Linked DNA regions of Homo sapiens: all the other regions are linked to region 5. Evidence: chromatin contacts called from ENCODE Hi-C or POLR2A ChIA-PET data. All regions are on one chromosome and are shown on one strand. The core of a region is the stretch at or near the end of the contact, and the rest is flanking DNA. Distances in the headings are between cores, read along the strand shown.

What was found. A loop is a pair of places that touch in the nucleus more often than their neighbours do. ChIA-PET counts read pairs that join two places held with the same protein, here RNA polymerase II (POLR2A). Pooled maps may share reads with other maps.
Region 1: a loop to region 5 is called in a map of endothelial cell of hepatic sinusoid, with 4 times the contacts of the local background. The contact joins two enhancer-like sites. A Hi-C loop is called at or near these places in 1 of 168 maps with a recorded cell type or tissue (endothelial cell of hepatic sinusoid) and 5 of 50 pooled maps. POLR2A ChIA-PET finds 5 or more read pairs at or near these places in 2 of 52 experiments (PC-3 and activated CD4-positive, alpha-beta T cell).
Region 2: a map of IMR-90 shows a loop between it and region 5 (13-fold over the local background). The contact joins two enhancer-like sites. A Hi-C loop is called at or near these places in 6 of 168 maps with a recorded cell type or tissue (HCT116, IMR-90, PC-9 and 3 more) and 12 of 50 pooled maps. POLR2A ChIA-PET finds 5 or more read pairs at or near these places in 10 of 52 experiments (A549, AG04449, AG04450 and 7 more).
Region 3: a map of CD8-positive, alpha-beta T cell shows a loop between it and region 5 (17-fold over the local background). The contact joins two enhancer-like sites. A Hi-C loop is called at or near these places in 4 of 168 maps with a recorded cell type or tissue (CD8-positive, alpha-beta T cell, GM12878, chondrocyte and 1 more), 13 of 37 single-sample maps with no recorded cell type and 21 of 50 pooled maps. POLR2A ChIA-PET finds 5 or more read pairs at or near these places in 18 of 52 experiments (A549, A673, AG04449 and 13 more).
Region 4: a loop to region 5 is called in a map of G401, with 4 times the contacts of the local background. The contact joins two enhancer-like sites. A Hi-C loop is called at or near these places in 1 of 168 maps with a recorded cell type or tissue (G401) and 6 of 50 pooled maps. POLR2A ChIA-PET finds 5 or more read pairs at or near these places in 6 of 52 experiments (A549, HCT116, HepG2 and 3 more).

Annotation. Positions count from the first base shown.
Region 1 is chr9:129,431,436-129,434,135 of GRCh38, reverse strand. No RefSeq gene overlaps it. Among named protein-coding and RNA genes, the nearest start is that of LINC00963, 56 kb to the left of the region's middle. Within about 2 kb of position 1,280, at least 6 of the 41 ENCODE cell types and tissues checked have a DNase peak (open chromatin) inside an H3K27ac peak, as active enhancers do.
Region 2 is chr9:129,567,976-129,570,675 of GRCh38, reverse strand. No RefSeq gene overlaps it. Among named protein-coding and RNA genes, the nearest start is that of C9orf50, 52 kb to the left of the region's middle. RefSeq lists an enhancer at 1-862. Within about 2 kb of position 1,261, at least 29 of the 41 ENCODE cell types and tissues checked have a DNase peak (open chromatin) inside an H3K27ac peak, as active enhancers do; they include HCT116, IMR-90 and PC-9, where a contact is called at or near this core.
Region 3 is chr9:129,457,909-129,460,608 of GRCh38, reverse strand. No RefSeq gene overlaps it. Among named protein-coding and RNA genes, the nearest start is that of LINC00963, 29 kb to the left of the region's middle. RefSeq lists a silencer at 1-60 and enhancers at 1-323, 455-975, 976-1,497, 1,874-1,923. Within about 2 kb of position 1,293, at least 34 of the 41 ENCODE cell types and tissues checked have a DNase peak (open chromatin) inside an H3K27ac peak, as active enhancers do; they include A673, CD8-positive, alpha-beta T cell and endothelial cell of umbilical vein, where a contact is called at or near this core.
Region 4 is chr9:129,549,069-129,551,768 of GRCh38, reverse strand. No RefSeq gene overlaps it. Among named protein-coding and RNA genes, the nearest start is that of LINC00963, 62 kb to the right of the region's middle. Within about 2 kb of position 1,433, at least 26 of the 41 ENCODE cell types and tissues checked have a DNase peak (open chromatin) inside an H3K27ac peak, as active enhancers do.
Region 5 is chr9:129,137,906-129,140,613 of GRCh38, reverse strand. The region is part of intron 8 of PTPA (protein phosphatase 2 phosphatase activator); the gene reads right to left. Among named protein-coding and RNA genes, the nearest start is that of PTPA, 28 kb to the right of the region's middle. RefSeq lists enhancers at 1-240, 321-480, 771-820, 241-868, 941-1,030 and 1 more. Within about 2 kb of position 1,258, at least 41 of the 41 ENCODE cell types and tissues checked have a DNase peak (open chromatin) inside an H3K27ac peak, as active enhancers do; they include A673, CD8-positive, alpha-beta T cell, HCT116 and 3 more, where a contact is called at or near this core.

The DNA.
Region 1 (2,700 bases), core at 31-2,530, 290 kb before region 5:
TCTGTAGACTAATGCAAATTCTGGCAGATTCATCCATCTTGGGGCCTGAGGGAGGATCCCAGACCCTACAGACCACAGTTTGGACATGGGTGAAAATCCATTGTTTTGCATAAAGTGTTTGCCAGGCACTGATGGCTACAGTGACCCTGGGACAGATGATCCCAAGTGCTCCATTAGGACTCAGTGCCTGGTGCTTGGCTGTGGCAAAGCTTTCTCAGGCCTCCAGCATGCGACACGGTGTGTGGTGGTCACCAGATGTGCTTTTTGGGGGAGGATTTTCCTTTATTCTAAGATTATGTCCTTCATACTTTTTGGGCTTTAAAATGAAATTTATTTCATGAAATGATGGGATAGTTGATGATGAGAATTTTTTTTTTTCCTTTTTTGAGACAGGGTCTTGTTCTGTTGACCAGGCTACAGTGCACTGGTGTGATCACTGCTCACTGCAGCCTCGACTTCCTGGGCTCAAGCGATCCTCCCACTTCAGCCTCCTGAGTAGCTGGGACTATTGACGTGTGCCAGCATGCCCAAATAATTTTATTTTTTGTAGAAATGGGTCTCACTATGTTACCCTGGTGGATCTCAAACTCCTGGGCTCAAGTGATCCCCCTCATTCTGTCACCCAGGCTGGAGTGCAGTGGCCCAATCTCGGCTCACTGCAACCTCTGCCTCTAGGATTCAGGCGATTCTCCTGCCTCAGCCTCCCGAGTAGCTGGGATTACAGGCACCCGCTACCACACCCGGCTAATTTTTATATTTTTAGTAGAGACAGGGTTTCACCAGGTTGGCCAGGCTGGTCTCGAACTCCTGACCTCAAATGATCCGTTCGGATGGTGAGATTTTTAATGTGTGTGGTTTTCATTTTGTTTTTGTAATAAAAACTTGGCATGGTTGTTATCAGTCCCCCAATTTTCTCTGGGAGTTGCAAAGGTCCCTGGGAGTATGCCCAAGAATCCTTCAGGTCTCATGCACCCAGGCCCAGCTGGTAGCCCAGAAAATAGGGAGGAGAGGCAGCCCCTGCCAGGAGCCAGCATCAACGGCAGTGGGGGTGGATGGCCCAGGGGCAGGCGAGCATGGTTCCAGATGCCTGCACTTTGGGTCCCAAGGGCCTGGCACTGGGAGAATGTTCCCAGGCTCTCTGTGCCTCCTGCTGTCCCTGCCCCACCTGCTAAGGTGTCCCCAGAGGAGCTGGAACAGTGTGTTACAGCTCCCCAGGCGGTATGGCCCCTGAGCACGCTGTGTTCTGGAGGCCAGCGAGGGTGTGCCAGGCTCTGTCCAGTGGACCGTGGGTGCACACCTGCTCCAAGGCCCAGTGGCTTGGCAGGTCCCTGCCAGGAACAGCAACGCTCAGCTCAGCTGGACAGTCAGCCCAACAAGCTCAGAGATGGCCAGGGACAACAGGAACTCATAGGAAAGTCCAGGCCATCCCAGGGGCCTTGCAACAGGCCCCGAAGACCCAGCGATGGGGAGGAGGAAGCTGGAGAGAGGAATGGTAGAAGCAGTACTTGGGAAACTGCTCAACTGGGGAGATGAAAGGTGAACACTGTGCTACACTCACAGCATTTTAAACCTTGCAGCTCCCAGCAACTCTGCCCTAATGAGAAGCAGGAAGAGCCGCGGCAGGCCAGGAAGGGAGTTGCTTGGAGGCGAGGAGGATGGGAGGGCAGAGAGCTTAACGAAGTCTCTGTGCCCTGCCACCCTGGGAGCCATCCTGCCCCCACAGAGACCCCCACAGAGGGTTTCCAAGCAGGGGAGAGCAACCAGAGTCCCCAGGCTGCATTTTGGGCTCTGGTGATACAGACTGGAATGCAGCTGAGGGTTAGAGCCGTGAGCGGGAAATGCGGGGTACAACTGTGGGGTGCGCCCACTGCACCGTGCATCATGCCGAAAAGGTCCTGTAGCGGTTATAGCGGGACCCAGTACCCCTGCCTCACCCCATGCCCAGATATCAAGAACATACAGATATCAAGATCATACAGCTGGGGAACAGCAGAGGGGCTCCTGGATGCTCTTCTTCAGGGTGAGGCCGGCTTCATCCACTTCAGGGATGTCTAGGGCTGGATGTCATAGCCACCTCATTAAATGTGTCTGCTTTTTCCAGCCTCATCCTCATCCCTAGCCCCAGCTCCAGGCCCAGCCTGCTTTTAACAAGACAGTGAAGAGTGGCAGTTAAAGGTCTGGCTGGCATCAGACAGTGCTGAATTCAAACACCAGCTGAGCTGAAAACGGCCTGACTGGGTGACCTTGAGCAAGCAGCCTGCCCTCTCTGAGGCTCAGTTTATTTTCTGGAAGGGAGAAGACGGTGTCTACTTCCAATGACCGCCATGATGTTTCAGGTTCAGCCCGAAGGGTGAGCAGCCAATAAAGAGTGCCGAGAACGGCCTCTGGCCTGCCAGGTAGAGAAATGACCTGATTCCTTCCAGAAGTTTCCAGTGTTCCCAAGCTGATGAGGCTCCTGGGAGATGCCTCCAGATCTCTTAACGTTCAGGGAAGCATGGGCTCTGGTTGCATTAGGGAGGATTTATTTTATTTTTAAAGGAGTTGAGGCCACTTTGCAATCAGAGCCTTCGTGGCTGGAGCTGGGCGAGCTGAGGAAGGAGTATTAATCAAGGCGCTTTAAGGACATGCAAATCAGGAGAAAGCTCAAGTGATTAGGGTGTGATGGGGCCTGGAGTCCAGCCTATATCCCCATCTGAGAAG
Region 2 (2,700 bases), core at 12-2,511, 430 kb before region 5:
GCAGCCTTAGGCCGCCACCCCTGCCCGGCTTACCCACCTCCATCGGGGAGCCTCTGTCATTCTGGTAGCTGGGGGGTGGGGGACTGGGGAACAGAACACATTCCCCAGGGCCCTTTGAGTCATGCTGAGTCCTGTAGAAGTCCCAGCACCACCCATGGTGCTCCCAGGAAGCTTTAGCTGGCCTCTGGGAAGCAAATTGGGGCTCCTGACCCCTCTAAACAGAGAATGGCACCCCCGCTCCATGAGTCTCTTTCCTCCTTTCCTCTCTGGCCCCTCTTGCCCTTCTCTGTGCCTGGTGGCAGGATTTAGGAGCCCATCTCTGTCCCCCATAAGTACTGTGGCTGGGCGAGCCCCTGCCCTTCCCTGGGCCTCACTGGCCCAGCTGGGACCAGGCCAGCAAACCCAAGTCTCTCTTGACCTGACCCCCCAGGACACTGTGTCCATTGGAGCTCTGACTGTACCCCCTTTGCCCTGGTGCCCTCCAGTCCCCACCCCTCTCTCTCTCTCTGGCCCTCTTATGGACTCTTCCAGAGGGAGACTGTCCCACCCCACCTCCTGGCTTCTCCTTCCTCTTGGTCTCTCTCCTCCTGGCCATCCTCATTGGAAAATGCCAAGTCTGCAGGTTTCCCATGACCTTGAACAACCGGCAGTTTGGGAGTGAGCAGCTCTGAGCTTTGCAAGGAGGGCCTAGGGTGAGGCCCACCATGGGTCCTGGGGGCTGCATTGCCTTTGCACCCCACACCCTGTCCTGCTGACCTTGCTTCATTTTTCTCCATGGCAAGTGGCATCTTCTCACTGCTTACTTGGGTATTGTACGTCCATGGCCTCAGTAGAATGTTCCTTCCACAACGGTAGGGGTTTTGTCAGCTGTGGTCACTGCTTGGTCCTCACCCGGAAGGCCTATAACAGTGCCTGGCCCACAGGGGGCCTCCATGAGTGCTGAGGAAGGAGGATTTCCTCCAAGCCACCTGTGGGGAGCACTTCCTTGTGGGCATCACTGCCTCTGATGCACCATCTGCCTGCCCAGGATATGCCAGGCCCCTTTCAGAAGATGGGGAAACTGAGGCTCAGAGAGGAAGAGACGAAGGGAAGGAACGGATGCAACCTCACACAGTGGTCCCTGGTGGGAGTCCAGAGGAACGGATGCAACCTCACACAGTGGTCCCTGGTGGGAGTCCAGAGTCGAACCCACGCATTCAGGCCGTGGCGCTTGACTTAGCCCTTCCTCCCACCAGCCAGCCAGTCCGCCAACAGCTGAGAGGGGCTGGGACAGCCCCGCCCGCACCCCACGTCCCTGACGCCTTCGGCCACGCCCCTGTGGTAGAGTGAAGAAACTGAGGCACCCCGCCTCCTCGGATTCCTTGCAAGCCTCCTTCCCACACCCGCGCCCGCGCCCCCGCCCCCTCCTCGGGCCCTGCCCTCCCTCCCTGGCCTGGCCCCGGCCCCGGCCCCGGCCCCGGCCCCGCGTAGCCCCCGGCCCTTGGCAGAGCTCAGCCCGCGCCCACCCGGAGCCGGGGAGGGAGAGAAAAATGAGTTTTCCTGCCGCCCGGTGGCGGTGTCAATTGATCGCGCGCGGGCGGGGCTGCGCGCCGGGCTGGGGGCCTTGCTCGCAGCTGCCGGCGCGCAATTATCGGGAAAAAACTGGGGCGGCTGCCGCGGTGAAATTAGTTATCGATCCCTCGGTGGGGCCGCGGGGCCGCGCTTGGCGCTGAGGGCTGCAGACCCGGCCAAGCCCGCTGGGCGGGGCGGGGGCCTGGGGGGCGGCGGGGGCGGGCCCTCCCCCTGCTCCGGCCTCTCCCTCCTCCCCCTCCTCCTCCCTCCTCCTCCCGCCCGCGCTCCCCTCTCCCATTCATCCTGCCGCCGTATCGACCCGCGGCCGACCCCGCGCGGCCAGGCGCCCCCGCCCGCTGCCCTCTCCTTTCCCAGCCCGGCCTCCCCCGCGGGGGCTGTCACCGAGCGCCTGGCACGGCCGGGCCATGCCCCGGGGAAGGAGGGACCAGGGCCGGGGGCGGGAGCCAGCCCTTGTGCTCGCAGCCCTGGGTTCGGAGCCCAGCTGCCCGGGAAGGTTTCCAGATCTCCCTGAGCCTCAGTTTCCCCATCTGTAAACTGGGTGGTGGTGGCTTCGTCCCCCGCTTTGAGAGGACAGCAGGAGAGGCGTCCTGAGAAGTGAGTTCGCCTGGAAGCTGCCGGGCTGTAGTTTGCGTTGATACCACCGATCTTCCCGGTCACTCTAGGAGACGGGCCATATCCCCGTTTTACAAATGAGGAAACTAACTCAGCGAGGGGAGACGCCGTGTCCAGGGACACACAGTAAGCAGGTGGCCCAGGAGGACCCCAGAACCCGGCTGGAGGTGGCGGTGGGGGGCGAGGGGTGCCTGCGGAAGGAGAGGAACAGGAGCAGCGGGAGGTCAGCGCTGGCACCTGCAGCCCTGTCAGCCTGCGGGGGTGCGGAAGTTTGGGAGGTCTTAGCAGAGTGGTGCTGACAGATCGTAGAGCGTGGGTGGAGGTCAGGGCTCCCCAGCCCTCGCTGAGCCATTGGCTCGGCAGCCTCCTGGTTGGAGAGGAAGAGTGGGGAGGGACAGAGGAAGGAGAGGGAAGCAAAGAGGAGAAGGGGAGTGTCTTTGCCCAGAGCCAGCCTGCCACCCTCTCCTTTCCCAGCACTAGGCTGCATTTGGAAGGGAGGCGCCAGGCTGGAGAGCA
Region 3 (2,700 bases), core at 44-2,543, 320 kb before region 5:
TCGCGGCGCACAGAGGCCCGCGCCGGCTCCAGCCGCCCGCGGCCGACCTCGCGCGTCCTCAAAGCCAGCCTGTCCCACTTCCCCCGCCGGTTGCTACAGCAACTGAGCTCTGAGTAATCAGCTGCACGGTGACCTTTCTTCCCCCGGAGAGCGGGAGGGAGGGAGCGGGAGGGCGGAGGGAGGAAGGGAGGGGAGGAGAGAGGGGGGAGGAGGAGGGAGGAGGAGAATGGAGGGGAAAGATGGAGAGGAGGAGGGAGGGAGGCTGGAGGGGGGAGATGCAGGCGGGGGAGGAGGGAGGAGGAGCAGGGGGAGGCTGAGCTGCTGGTCAAAGCTGTAAATCCCTGCAGCTGGGGTCTGAGGGCTTTGCGGGGAGGAGCTGGCAGTCAGAAGGCGGGAGAGAGGAGGGGGCGGCCGGCAGCACCGTGGTAGGGGGAGGGAGGGGTAGCCAGGGAACTGACCCGGACAGATTCCCTCCCAGGCACCCCTGGCGCCCACCCCTAGCCCCTCCCGGGATGCTCCCCCGAGTCCTCCCTCGTGGAGAGGTGAGGGGACTGTGAGAGAACGGCAGGTCCCCAGTGCTCTCTGGCTCACAGGACAGCCCTCCCGCCTCCGCAGCCGCCTTGATTCCACCATTCCCCAGATGGAAAAACTGAGGCTGGGAGGCTTGTTTACAGTGTCAGGGCCCCGAGCTTGGCCCCTGGGACAGCCCCTCACCCCACAACCGCCACTAGCTGGCAACCAGGTGGAGGAAAGTTCTGGTCCACGCCCAGCCTTCCCACCTCCCTGATCTCTGGCCTCAGTTTCCCTGGTTGTAAAGCAAGGATCCCCACGGCATGGTGTACGCTGCAGTGGCGGGGGAGTTAGGGGGCTCCATGGAGCTTCTCACACCCCAGTGTTGATTTAAGATTCTCTAAGCGCAGCAGAAGCGCGGTGAGGCGAATGTGAGAGGGCCGGGACTGGAGATGCTGGGGATGGGGTGGGCATACTTAGGAGAAGGGGCCCCACAGGTCCCGGAGCGGCCAGGTAGCTGGGGCACCACCCAGGCCCCCTCAGGCGCGGAAACCTTCCTGCTACCTGGTATCCTGCCTACCCCCCCCAGCTCGGCCGCCCTGGGGCCTCTCCGGCTCCAGCTCTTGGCTGGGCCTCGGTGCCAGCACAAGCCCTATCACCCGCCGGCCCTGGGGACCCGCCAGCCGCCTGTTTACGAGGCCAGCCAGCCCCCCGTCACAGCCGTGCCCACGGGGTGGGGGAGGGACGACAGATGGCGGAGGTGCCATTTTAACCAGAGTCTGCAGCCGTTGGGGAAGGAGAGGAAGTAGCCCAGGGCTGGAGGGAGCTGGGACCTTCTGTTGTTGCTGCCCCTGGGGCACCTCCATCCTACCCCCTCTGCACGGGCACCTCTCCCGAGCTCAGGTCTGAGTGGCACAGATCCAACAACCTCGTCACTGGGGCTGCCTAATCTTCCATGGACTCTGTGGGTGCCCCTTGGATCAGCGAAGCATCCGGGGTCCCCCGGGGGCAGGGGCTATAGGGGCAATCTCTTAAGGCTCCACTGTGAGGAGGGCCCCATGACTTCTCCAGCCCACAGCAAGGATCCCCCACCCCCACTACTGACTATGAAATGCAGGCTGCAGGGAGTCACAGCAGGAGGGACCGTGGGCAGACAGGGCTGCAAAGTTCGGCCTGCCTCGAGGCTCCAGCAGGGGAGCTCAGGACGGGTTGGGAGCAAAGTCTGGGAGAGGGAGAGGGGCTCCCCCCAGGCGTTCTGTGCTTTCATCCCAGCTCAGCACCCATGTCAGCCCCAGAACCTCCCCCAGGCTTCCACATTCAAAGCTCCAGCTGCAGAGGGTGCTGACCTCGCCCCTGTGGGGGTAGGGGGCGAAAGGGGGCTTAGGGGCAAGCCAGATGGTGATATGGAGACAAACTGCATAGCTCCTCGGTAACTCTCAGGCCCGTGTTTCACAGGTGAGGACACCAAGACCAGGGGCGTGAAGCCACTGGTCCAGGGTCACCCAGCTGTTGATGGGTGCGCCAGCCCCTGATGGTCCAGGATGAGGAGCACGTGACGCTCTCAGGCCACAGAACGACCGCACTGGAGGCAGCAGCCGTGGCTGTGAGCCTGCCTGTTCCCCAGGGTTCTTGACTCTCTGGAAGCTTCCCTTTGTGGGAAACCTTTGTGCACCCAGGCTTTTGGACAAGTGACACTTGTTTGTACAAGCAGGAGTGGTTTGGATCAAGGGATCGAGGTGATAGCAAGAGCCACTCTGCCTCCCTGAGCACCCGCAAAGCCCTGCTCTGGGCCTCACATGTGGTTTTTGTTTTGTTTTGTTTTGAAACAGGGTCGGGCTCTGTCACCCAGGCTGGAGTGCAGTGGCATGATCACGGCTCACTGCAGCCTCAACCTCGCAGGTTTACACAACCCTCCCACCTCAGCCTCCCGAGTAGCTGGGACTTTTGTTTTGTTTTGTTTTGTTTTTAATTTTTTGTAGAGATAGGGTCTTCCTATGTTGCCCAGGCTGGTCTCAAACTCTTGGGTTCAAGTGATCCTCCTGCTATGGCCTCCCAAAGTATTGGGATTATAGGCATGAGCCACCACGCCAGACCCACATGCGTTTTATCATAGGATGTCCTGGCTATCCTGGAAGGTGAATGCTGCTATTATATCCGTTTTCAGATAGAAAAAAATGAGGCTTAGGGAGA
Region 4 (2,700 bases), core at 184-2,683, 410 kb before region 5:
CACCCCACACCTCAGCCCTGGGTGAAGCCCACCTGTCATTCCTTTTCATGCCTCTCCCCAGTTCCTTCCCAGCCCCAGAGCACCTGTCATGACCCCTTTGTCTCCTGTGAGGTCCTTGTCTAGAGTTCCTAGCTGCAGCCCTAGGGCTTAGAATGCACTTGGAGCATAGTAGGTCTTCAATAAATAAGTGCTGCATAGATTAGTAAGGTGCATGGGAGGCATCACTGGGGCTGTGGTGTTCTGTTTGTTTGTTTGTTTGAAACACAGTCTTGCTCTGTCGTCCAGGCTGGAATGCAGTGGCTTGATCTCAGCTCACTGTAACCTTCTCCCAGGTTCAAGGGATTCTCCTGCCTCAGCCTACCAAGTAGCTGGGATTACAGGCATGCACCACCACGTGCAGCTAATTTTTGTATTTTTAGTAGAGACGGAGTTTCACCATGTTGGCTAGGCTGGTCTTGAACTCCTGACCTCAAGTGATCCGCCTGCCTTGGCCTCCCAAAGTGCTGGGATTAGAGTTGTGAGCCACGCACAGCACCTGGCCTGTTTTCATTTTTTTAGACACAGTTTCCCCCTGACGCCCAGGCTGGAGTGCAGTGGTGAGATCTCAGCTCACTGCAACCTCGGTCTCCCAGGCTGCAGTGATTCTTATGCCTCAGCCTCCCGGAGTAGCTGGCATTACAGGTGCGCATCACTACATCCAGCTAATTTTTGTATTTTAGTAGAGACGGCGTTTTGCCATGTTGGCCAGGCTTGTCTTGAACTCCTGACCTCAAGTGATCTGCCTGCCTCGGCCTCCCAAAGTGCTGGGATTACAGGCGTGAGCCACCGCGCCCGACCTGGGACTGCTTTTTTTTTTAACCTTTCTTAACCACTGGTGTCTTTGAGAAACCGATGAAATGTTTGGATTCTCTCCAGACAAATGCACCCCAAATGTGACACAGAATTTCAGGGACACCCCCCACCCAAGGTCATCCACAAAGCCCAGCTTAAGATCTGTTTGTCTGAGGGAGAGGGGGCTCCTGAGATCCTGGGGAGACGGTGGGGAAGGTGTTACCAAGGGGGACATGGGGACCCCAACCACCCCACAGCGGGCTGGCGAAGAGTGGGGTGGATGAACCCCTTTTCTTGTACTCTCTGCTCCAGAAGGAAAGGGGGCGAGTAGGAGGTGATCGGGGAGGAGCGGGAACACAGGAGGGAAAGAATCCGAGGCAGCGGAAGAGACCGGAATCGGAGGGTAGGGGCGCGGTGGAGAGGCTCAGCCCCGCGGAGGGAATCGGAGCAAGCGCAGCGGCGCCAGTGGGGAGAGGGCCGGGCCAGGGCCGCCCAGGAGGGCCGAGCGCCGCCAGTGCCGAGATGCCCGGGCCGCCGTCCAGCTCCGATCGCCTGCCGCGTTCCTGGCAACCGCGCGCGGCTTCCCGGCGGAGGCGGGGCCCGCGGAGAGGTTACATCTGCACCAAGTGCCTGGGCGCAGCCGGCCCGGAGGGCAGTGATGTGGGGTTCGGGTGGGGGAAGATAGGGGGCCCTGGAGGGGGCGCGAGGGCGGCCGGCGAGCCGGGCGGGGAGAGGGAGGAAAGGCTGCGGCGGCGGCGCGGTCCGGGCCCCGGAAACATTCCTCCGAGGGGCGCCCCCGCCCGAGCTTCTGGGGTCCGCGCGTCCCGGCCGGGGCTCTCTTGGGGGTCGCCTCGCCCGCTTTCCGCCCCAGAAGGCCAGTGAACCGTTCCCCCACGGCCTCCCCAAATCCCAGAGTCCGGCCGCTCCCGCTGGCCGTCCCCTCTCCCCCGAGAACGAGCCCGCCTGGAGCGGTCGCGTGGGCTCTGACACGGGCAGGAGGGCTGCCACTTGCGCCCACCCCCTCCTTCCCTCGCGGTCCGCCGGGTCCGCCCAGCTCTCGTGGGATTGGGCTGGTGTCTTCTGCACCCAATCAGGTGGTGTGGGCACCGCACTGCGTCACTCCCCTGCTCCCGGACCATCTGCGGCTCCCTATTACCACCTCTACATTCTGGTTTACAGCCTTGAGTAGGGCCCAGCACCGCGGGTAGGCTCGGGTGTCCCACTCTCCAGCACCGGGGGTCCTCCTCTCTGGTTGGGCTGTGGGTTGAGGGGCTCTGGACCAGACACCGGCCTACCCCGTGAGCCTCCTCCTATTTTTCTTTCTCTTTCTCTCTCTCCTCTCCCTCTGTTCCTGTGTGTCTGACAGCCTCTCTGTCACGCACACACATTGTATTGCTTCTGTCAGTAGACTGAATGCATTCGGTGCCACCTAGATACCAGCCAGGTCCTGGGCCTTGCACTGGGCCCTGGACGGCACCTGGGCTGAGCCGGAAACAGCCCCTGCCCTCTGAGAACTCAGGCCCTGGCAGGCAGAGTGGAGGCTGCCCAGGGAGGAGGGTAAAAGCTGAACTCTGGAGTCCAGTCAGTAGCTTTGGGTTTAAATTCCGCCCTTCCACTTCCTGGCTGGGTGTGTCCTTGGGCAAATTATACTTGGAACCTCAGCTGGCCCAGCTGTCAAATGGGAATAGAATTGTCAGTCGGCGCCACCTCATGGGGCTAGGTTGGGAGGGTTTAAGGAGATAACACCAGTAGCTCTTGGCATACACGGTCCCTTTTAGTAAGCTTCCAGCATGGAAGGAAGTACGAGGACAGAGACTGGACAAGAACCGAGGGTCCATTTGGAGTCCTTAGAATCGATGCCTTTGAGCA
Region 5 (2,708 bases), core at 9-2,508:
CTCCGAGGCAAAGGCAGGCAGATGGGCACTGGAAGACAAGAGCCCCTGCCTCCTGGCCAGCCTCGCCTACCAGGGCCAAAGAACAGATCCTCAAAAGGCCTCTGGCAGAGCCAGGGCTAGGCCCATGTCCTGGAGCTCCAGTGGCCCTGGGCCCCTACACACAGAAAGGCCAGAGAGGTAGTTTCTTTGGAGGGGCTGCAGGCTGCCCCCAGGCCTTCAGTACCCCAGGGTCTCCCTAAGTCCTTCAGGGAGGTTACAGTCCTTTGCCTGTAACTCTGGCAAAGGAAAACAGACGAGTGGGAGAAAAAGGAATCGGGGCTGGAAGACAAAGAAAAAATTAGCTCATTCTAGCCACAAAGGGAGAAGAGAAAGAACCAGAATGAGCGAGCGAGCTGCAGCCCGCAGTGACCCCAGGGGAATCGTGTGAGTCAGAGCAGCCATATTGAGCAGGAAATTACTCACAGACGCTGCGTTCCTGCCTCTCCACTCCCCAGAGAATCGGCCTTTTGTAAATGGCTCCTCTGTCAGTAACTGGGGGGATGGGCGGGGGTGGGGAGGCTCTGCACAGCGCCTTCCTGTCAGCTCCTTCCCTTCCAGCTGAAATCTGATCCCTCCCTTCCCAAAACTCCAAATTTAGAAGCCAGATTGAAACTGAAATTCTTTTCCTGCCTGCCCTGGGCTCTTAAAGGCGCCAGGGCTGCATTTACAGAGGCTGTAGAGGCCCTGCAAGGTGGGGTCCCTCACCTAGGATGCCCACGGGTATCAGGGCAGTCTTGGCATGAGACCCTGAAAGGGCTGCCTGATTCCACTCCCAAGTTCTCGGTGTTTTAGTTAATCTCCCAGTTAAAAGAGCACCATGGTGAATCCAGGGTCTCCAGAGGAAACACTGCCTCCTTCCCAAGCAAGGCGTACAGAACTCCATGCAAGCCTCCAGGTCCCCAGTGAGCTAGGCCAGGCCACTCACCAACTAGGGACTGCAAAATGCTGCTCACTGCTCCGAGGTGGAAGAGGGTGGGCGCTCTGGAGAACCAACACAACGTGTGCTGCAACCAGCGGCCACGTGGCAAGATGGGCCCTTGCTGCAGCCACCCCGGCTCCTGGGCACACTCCTCCTAGGGTCTACTGTTGAACACCATGCCCAAGAGCCTAGACCCAAAGTGAAAACCCGGACCTGTGGAGAAGGTGCGGAACAGCCAACAACTCTAGGCACGCCCTCCCCTCCCTGTTCCTTCTGCTGCCTCAAATAAATGTCACCAAACCCTCTCCAAGTTCAGTGTGCCTCTCCTGCCACCTAGTGGCTACTTTGAGATTTCCTCTACTGGAGGAACTGGGTCCCAAACTTTGGAAAAGCTTTTGGGGTGTTTATACCAACAAAATCAACCAACCAACTAAAGACAAAATTTTACCATGGAATCAATTCCCAAAATCCTGGAGGCCAGGCCTGGCATGCCTCCTAGTTAGAATACCGACAGGGACCCAGAGGCCTGGCCAGCCGCCGGGGGAGCCCAAACAGCTCAGCCTTTCAGCCACACCCAAGAACTCAGTGTGGCATCTGCACCCTTCTTCCCACCCTGCTCCTCCAGCTTATCCTGAGGTCCCCCAGGGCTCCGCAGACCCCCACATTCCACTCCACAGAGAGCAGCGCGTGACTGGCTTTCAAGGCAGTGAGCCAGGCTGCCCCCAAGTCCTCCCGACCTTGGGCCTGCCACACTGCTGAGGGCAGCAGATCTCCGGGAATGAAGTGGTGGCCGCCCAGCCGTCAGTCCCGGCTCCATTTGCTGACTTGGAAAAAATGTGTCATTCCCCTCTGGCCTCTGGAGTTTGGCAGAAGCCTGAGCCGAATGTTGACCAGGAAGAGCCTGGAGCCAAGGCTGCTGGTTATAACCCAGCTTTCTCCACCTCGTCGGGGGCTCAGAATACACAGCCCGGACGGAGAGCAGCCCCCGTGGCCAGCATCCACAGGCCTGCTAGGAACCTCACTGAGGCAGCAGACATCCGTGCTGGTGTCGGGAAAGGGACTGAGGAGGGATAGAACTCTCAAACCCTCTCCAGATAGCTGAGCGAGGGCGCCCTTTGGAAACTGGGGCATGGGGATGGCAGAGAGGATGAGAAGTCCTAACACCTCCCTCAAGAGAGGTCCAGAGAGCAGAGGGTCCCCAGCTTTCCTGTGCAGTCGCCTGGCACGTGTGTTTAGATGCAGGTTCCTGGCTCTTGTCCCCTAAGATTCTGATGCAATAAGCTGGGATGGAGGGCCCAGGAATGTGCGTTTTAACAAACACACTAGGAGATCTCGCACAAGTGGTCCAGGGCCCACTGCAAGGAATCCTGCCTTGGTGAGACAATAACTTCCAGTTCCAGAACCCAGCCGTGGGGCTGGCTATCCAGTGACTGCCACCACAGGCCAGGCCTGCGCACTCCCACTCCAGCACTTTGCTCGGGCCCACGTCCTCAGGCACTGACAGAGACGTGTCCCTTCGACAGAAAAGCTGTCTGCACCAGAAGTTCGCTCCATCTCCTCTGGTGGTTTCATTTTACACATCCACAGCACATGGTTCTACAGACCCTTGTGGGGCCCCACCGAAAGATGCTGACCCTCCCCCACAAACCTCCGCCCGCCCCGACCCTTTCAGACCTGCTGCAGCAGTCACCAAGGCCAGTTAGTGACCAAGTCTTAGACCCTCATCTCAAGACTCCTGTGGTGTTCAGGA